2 separate regions of the Homo sapiens genome follow, and region 1 is linked to region 2. The links are chromatin contacts, found by Hi-C or POLR2A ChIA-PET in ENCODE. All regions are on one chromosome and are shown on one strand. Each heading gives the region's core, a stretch centred on a gene start or an enhancer-like site at or near the end of the contact. The rest is flanking DNA. Distances are from core to core; before and after follow the strand shown. Region 1 has its middle 14 kb from the start of S100A16. Region 2 holds the start of SLC27A3 (solute carrier family 27 member 3).

Evidence for each region. Hi-C counts contacts between places; a loop is a spot of excess contacts on that map. ChIA-PET counts read pairs that join two places held with the same protein, here RNA polymerase II (POLR2A). Pooled maps may share reads with other maps.
Region 1: a loop to region 2 is called in a pooled map, with 2.3 times the contacts of the local background. The contact joins the enhancer-like site here to the promoter of SLC27A3 in region 2. A Hi-C loop is called at or near these places in 4 of 50 pooled maps. POLR2A ChIA-PET finds 5 or more read pairs at or near these places in 3 of 52 experiments (B cell, H1 and activated B cell).

What each region holds. Positions count from the first base shown.
Region 1 is chr1:153,597,586-153,600,285 of GRCh38, reverse strand. No RefSeq gene overlaps it. Among named protein-coding and RNA genes, the nearest start is that of S100A16, 14 kb to the left of the region's middle. Within about 2 kb of position 1,290, at least 8 of the 41 ENCODE cell types and tissues checked have a DNase peak (open chromatin) inside an H3K27ac peak, as active enhancers do; they include B cell, where a contact is called at or near this core.
Region 2 is chr1:153,774,074-153,776,778 of GRCh38, reverse strand. It overlaps SLC27A3 (solute carrier family 27 member 3), which reads right to left and starts at 1,372. Exons shown (of 10, transcript NM_024330.4): 1 at 615-1,372; 2 at 52-261. The coding sequence starts at 1,281. It overlaps INTS3 (integrator complex subunit 3), which reads right to left. Exons shown (of 30, transcript NM_023015.5): 30 at 1,971-2,705. RefSeq lists a silencer at 745-936 and an enhancer at 305-971.

The DNA of each region.
Region 1 (2,700 bases), core at 41-2,540, 180 kb after region 2:
CGTATTAGCCAGGATGGTCTCGATCTCCTGACCTCGTGATCTGCCCACCTCGGCCTCGCAAAGTGCTGGGATTACAGGTGTGAGCCACCGCGTCCGGCCTGATATTTAGATTTAATTGAACATATATTTAGAACAGAATCTTAGCAGTTATATTCTAAAACGTTGCAATATGTAAAACACTTCAGAAACTGCACACTTGGCAATGATTTAAGCATGATGAAAAATCTTAGCTGTCAACCTGAAAAATGTGCAAGCCAGTACATAGTTTACGAAATTCCTTTAGGGCTCAAGAAAAGAACAATTCCTTTAGGGAGCACAGAAACAAACCTTGTGAAGACAGACTACTGCTTTAGGGAACAGCAGGGTCACCAGCAATGCAGAGTAGGTGCTACCTAGGAAGGCTTCCTAGAGGAGGCATGAGCTGGGCTGGAACAGAAGGCAGGAGAGGGGCAGGCCTGGAGGGGGTGAGGAGGAAAAAGGCAAAGAGCCTTCTAGAAGACAGAGCAAAGATGATGGTGCCAAGGCCTTGTGGTGGTGAAGGAGGTGGCTCCTCGAAGCCCAGGGGATGGGGGATCTCCTGGAAAATCCTGGAGGCAATTCAGGATAGAGCTGCCCTTCCTGCCTCCTCTCTCATTTTCCAGTCCTCAATACTGTGCCTGTTCCCTCTCACCCCACTCAGCATTCCCATCTTTCCTTCCAAAGGGAGAAGGGGCCAGATGTGGTTGCTCACGCCTGTAATTCCAGCACTTTGGGAGGCCGACGCAGGCAGATTGCAGGCAGATTGTCAGGAGTTCAAGATCAGTCTGGCCAAGATGTTGAAACCCCGTCTCTAATAAAAATACAAAAAATTAGCTGGGCGTGGTGGTGCACACCTGTAGTCCTAGCTACTCAGGAGGCCAAGACAGGAGAATCGCTTGAACCTGGGAGTTGGAGGTTGCAGTGAACCAAGATTGCACCACTGCACTCCAGCCTGGGTGACAGAGCGAGACTCTGTCTCAAAATAAATAAATAAATAAATAATAAATAAATAAAAGGAGTTGGAAACTGGTGAGAGAGGGCAATATTATCTCTGCATCAGAGACAAGAGAGAGACTCTCTTAGGAGGGGTGAGGGAACAGCTGCAGGCTGTTTGGGCCAGCCCCATCTCTGTCCCCAGGACCACTTCTGCTTTCTTGAGAGAAGATGGGCTTTGCTCCCCTCACTGCCCGCAGTACTTGGATGAAACCAGCCCTTCCACCCTACCAAGACTGTAGGACAGCTGGCAGGAAATGAGTATGTGTGTGATGCTAATTAGAAGCCTGTTGCTAGGGGGTTTAAGGGCTCTGGGGAGGAAGCCGAACTTCAGAGGAGGTCAGAGGACTGTAACAGCAGGCAGAGCTTTGGCTTCAGAGCCTGGAGCCACAGAGATCCCAAAGGAGAAAAAGCAGCCACTGGAGGGTCAGTGGGCTCAGCCTGTGGCCTCCCTCAGGACTGCTGGGGCAAGAGAAGGGCATGCCTCCCTTACCCAGGAGCTGTGAACCAGGTGCCTCCCTGAGCATATCAGGAGAGAGAAGAACCAGAAGCAGGTCTCTGTGGGGCCTCACAGTGGAGCAGAGAAGGCCTTTCCTCCGTCTGGGGTCCAGCGCTGGCCTGGCCCAGTGTCTGACCCTCTTGGGACTGAAGTGGTGGGTGCCCAATAAGTTGTGCCTGTCAAACCCATCTATAGCAGACCTGTCATTGTTTTTTATTTTTGAGACAGAGTCTTGCTCTGTTGCCCAGGCTGGAGTAGGGGTGTGATTACGGCTCACTGCAGCCTCGACCTCCCCAGTTCAAGCAATCCTCCTACCTCAGCCTCCTGAATGGCTAGGACTACAGGTGCAGGGTCACCATGCCTGGCTAATTTTCAAAAGTTTTCTGTAGAGATGATGTCTCTTTATGTTGGCCAGGCTGGTCTTGAACTCCTGGGCTCAAGTGATCTTCCCACCTTGGCCTCCCGAAGTGCTGGGATTATAGGTGTGAGCTACCGCACCTGGCCTCAGATCTATCATTCTTTAGGGTGAGAGCCTAGCTCATTTTGTCACATAGGGTAAGAAACCTGAAACTATCTGTGTCAACTTTTGTATTTTCTGTAAATTTGGTTTTATTTTACATTTAGATTCCTAGTAAAGTCCCTTTTGAAAAACTAAACATACTTTCTTTGTCCAGTGTTAAAAGTGTTGTTTTTCGCTCGGCATGGTGGCTCACACTTGTGAGCTCCCATCCCAGCACTTTGGGAGGCTGAGGAGGGAGGTTTGTTTGAGCCCAGGAGTTCCAGACCAGCCTGAAAAACACAGTGAGACTACACACACACACACACACACACACACACACAAACACACACACACACAAAAGTGGATTTCTTTCTTTTCTTTTTTTTTAGAGACAAGGTCTCACTCTGTCACCCAGGCTGCAGTGCAGTGGCATGATCCTAGCTCACCGCAGCTTCAAACTCCCTGGTTCAAACGATCCTCCTGCTTCAGCCTCCCAAAGTGCTGGGATTACAGGTGTGAGCCACTGCACCTGGCAAAAGTTTTTTTGAGACAGAGTCTCTCTCTATGGCTCAGGCTGGAGTGCAGTGGTGCAATCTTGGCTCACTGCCATCTACGCCTCCTGGGTTCAAGCAATTCTCCTGCCTCAGCCTCCAGAGTAGCTGGGATTACAGGCACCTGCCACCATGCCCGG
Region 2 (2,705 bases), core at 123-2,622:
GCCTTCCTCTGCCTTGGTTTCGGGGAGCTAAGTATGGTGCCCGGCCCTCACCCGTGGTGCCAGAGGTGAAGATGTACAGGCACGTGTCTGTTATGCTCTGGGGGGAAGAGAGGTATCCTGGCACTGGCCCATCCACTTCAGCGGACACTTCAGCCAGCAAATCGCTAATTCCAGCAGGGTGGGTTCCTGGGCCTGCAGCCCACAGGTGGAGCCCCATGGCTCTCAGGGCGGGCAGGTCCGGCTCCAGGGACTCCAGAAACTCTAGAAGGGTGGGAAAGCACAACGCCGGGGCCCTGGCTCTACCTAGAAGAGCCTATGACCCATGTCCCCTCCCTATCCCAGCCCACACTGCTCTTGGATGAGGGTGAAGGGTATGGACATTCCATCTTGGGTCTGAGGCCTGGAACTCGACTCCTTGGGGATCCTTGGGGCACCAAAGATTCAGCCTCATCCCTTCTCAAACCCGGAGACTCCTATCTCCACCCACTTTCGAACCCCAAGGGATAGTCGGCTTCTTCCCAGGCCCAGGGATGAGACCAAGCCTTTCTGTGGTCTCCGACACGCCCCCTTCTGTGGCTGGCCCCGCCTTAGTCAGTTCGGAGCTCCAGCCTTACCTGGCGCCAGCACCAGCGCGCGCGCGCCGCAGCTGCGGAGGCAGTGCAGCAGGGGGCCCCGGCGCAGGGCGGTGGGCACAAAGGCAGTGCGCAGGCCGGCCTTGGCCAGCCCGAACCAGAGCCACAGAAACTCTGGGCCAGCGGGGAGGAGCAGCGCCACAGTTGCTCCAGGTGACAGAGGGGCGGCGGCTCCTCCACCTCTGGCGGCACCGTCCCCTCCGGCAAACTCCGCGCCGCTTCCGGCCGCTGCATCTCCGGCTCCCGGCGCTGCCCGCTCGCCTTCTCCAGCGCTCCCCTCGCCGCTGTCGCCGCCGTCGGGTCCCCAGTCCCAGCCTAGCGCACGTAGGAAGGCGCGTGCAGCCCTGTTACTCTCGCGCTCCGCCTCTGAGTAGCTAAAGCGCCGCGAGCCGTGAATGAGAAAGGTGTGCGCGGCGCGCTGCTGGGCCAGTTCCGCGAGGCGCCAGGCCAGGCTGCAGCCCCCCTCGGGACCTTCCGGGTCGGCGGCAGCCGCGGCCAGGGCGCGAGCTCGAAGAGCCCTTTTGCAGCACAGAGCTCGCACCGCAAAGGCCAAGTCCGCCGGAAGCCAGCGCAACTGCGGCCAGAGGTGTAGCTTCAGCAGCAGCAGCGGTAGCAACAGCAGCAGGGGCAGCAGCAGGAGGGCAGCCATGGAGCCCGCTTCCTCTATCGGCACCGTCTGGTTCCAGCCGCTCGCAAACATCCCTGATCCTCCCTTCCGAAAACCTAGGGCCGCTCGTTCTAGCTGAGACTTCTCCTTCCAGGGAGCGCGCGTGCGCTGGCACACGCCCATTCCCACCCAGGCCCCCACCACTCCACACGGGCGGAGAGCAGAAACCCGGGAGGAGTGCGGGTGTGGGGCGGCCCCGGACTCCCAGCCCTCCCCCCACAGCCTACGCTCCGCCCTAGGCGCGCTCCCTCCCGGACTGCTCGCGGCTCGCACCCTACCAGGTCCTGGGCGGTGCTCGCGCCTTCCCTGAATCCCAGGGTTATGTCTGTCTTCTAAGTTGTTTCTCGGCTTGGGCGGTTTAGGCATCTGGCTAAGCCCTAGAGTCCAGGCCTGAGAGCCAGGGCGTTTGGATCGCAGTCCATCTTCCCCTCAATATTTCTCGTTTTCCCGTTAAGGGAAGGTACCATTGCTCTCTCCCAAAAGAATGAACTTGGCCCCTGGCCCATTTGGTTCTGCAAGTCCCGGCCTGCCAGCCGCAACCCCAGGGGATGGGTGGGGGCTGAGAGTTAAATAGGGGAAAGGTGGAAACCCAGACTGCCAGATTTCTGAGGGGTCACGACAGAGGCCCCTCCCTTTGGGCAAGGGTACAATAATTGGGGCCAGCCAGCAAATGCTCTCCATCCTGGTTTTAATTGGGACAGAGGAAACTGGGGAAGGAGAGAGGAAGGAAAAAGAAGCCTCCAGTGGTTTAGACTTTCAAAGGAAGCAACAGCAGTGATGAGGGAGGGGAGAACCTGGATTCTGTAAAAAGACAAATTTTCGGGGTGAAGAGGAGCAGCTCTGTGCAGTTCGCCCAAACTTCACTCCTCAGTCCACCTCCATTCTCCCTGGACAGCGGGGGAACAACAGCATAGCCAAGGAACTCTCCTCTGCTGGTTCACATGGCCCAGCAAGTGGCCACACTGTGGAAGGAAGAGCATCTCTGTCCCTCCCTGGTATCCAGACTTTATCTCCAGGTACAGTTGTCCCTGGAGACCAAGCTGGAGCATCCCTCCCGTCAAGCAGCGAGTCCTCCGGCCATTCTTGGTAGGCACACAGACTTCAACTGGAGGATGACAGACCTTTTGGAAGCATCTTGTTTCTTGAGAAATGAGTAAGGACAGGCCTCATCCTACGGGGGATGGTTCTGCATAGACAGATCAGTGCCTGGCTCCCACCTCCAGTGGCAGCAGGAAGGATGGGTAGTGGCCAAAGCCAAGTCCCTTCTGCTCTAGACAAAAGTGGGGGCAGAACAGGAAGGGAAAGGGGGATGTTCTGCGGTTACAAGTAGGGGTGCCAATCAAATCAAGACCAAGCTATACATGCACGGGGCAAATGCCAGCAGACACTCCAGCACAAAAGACATT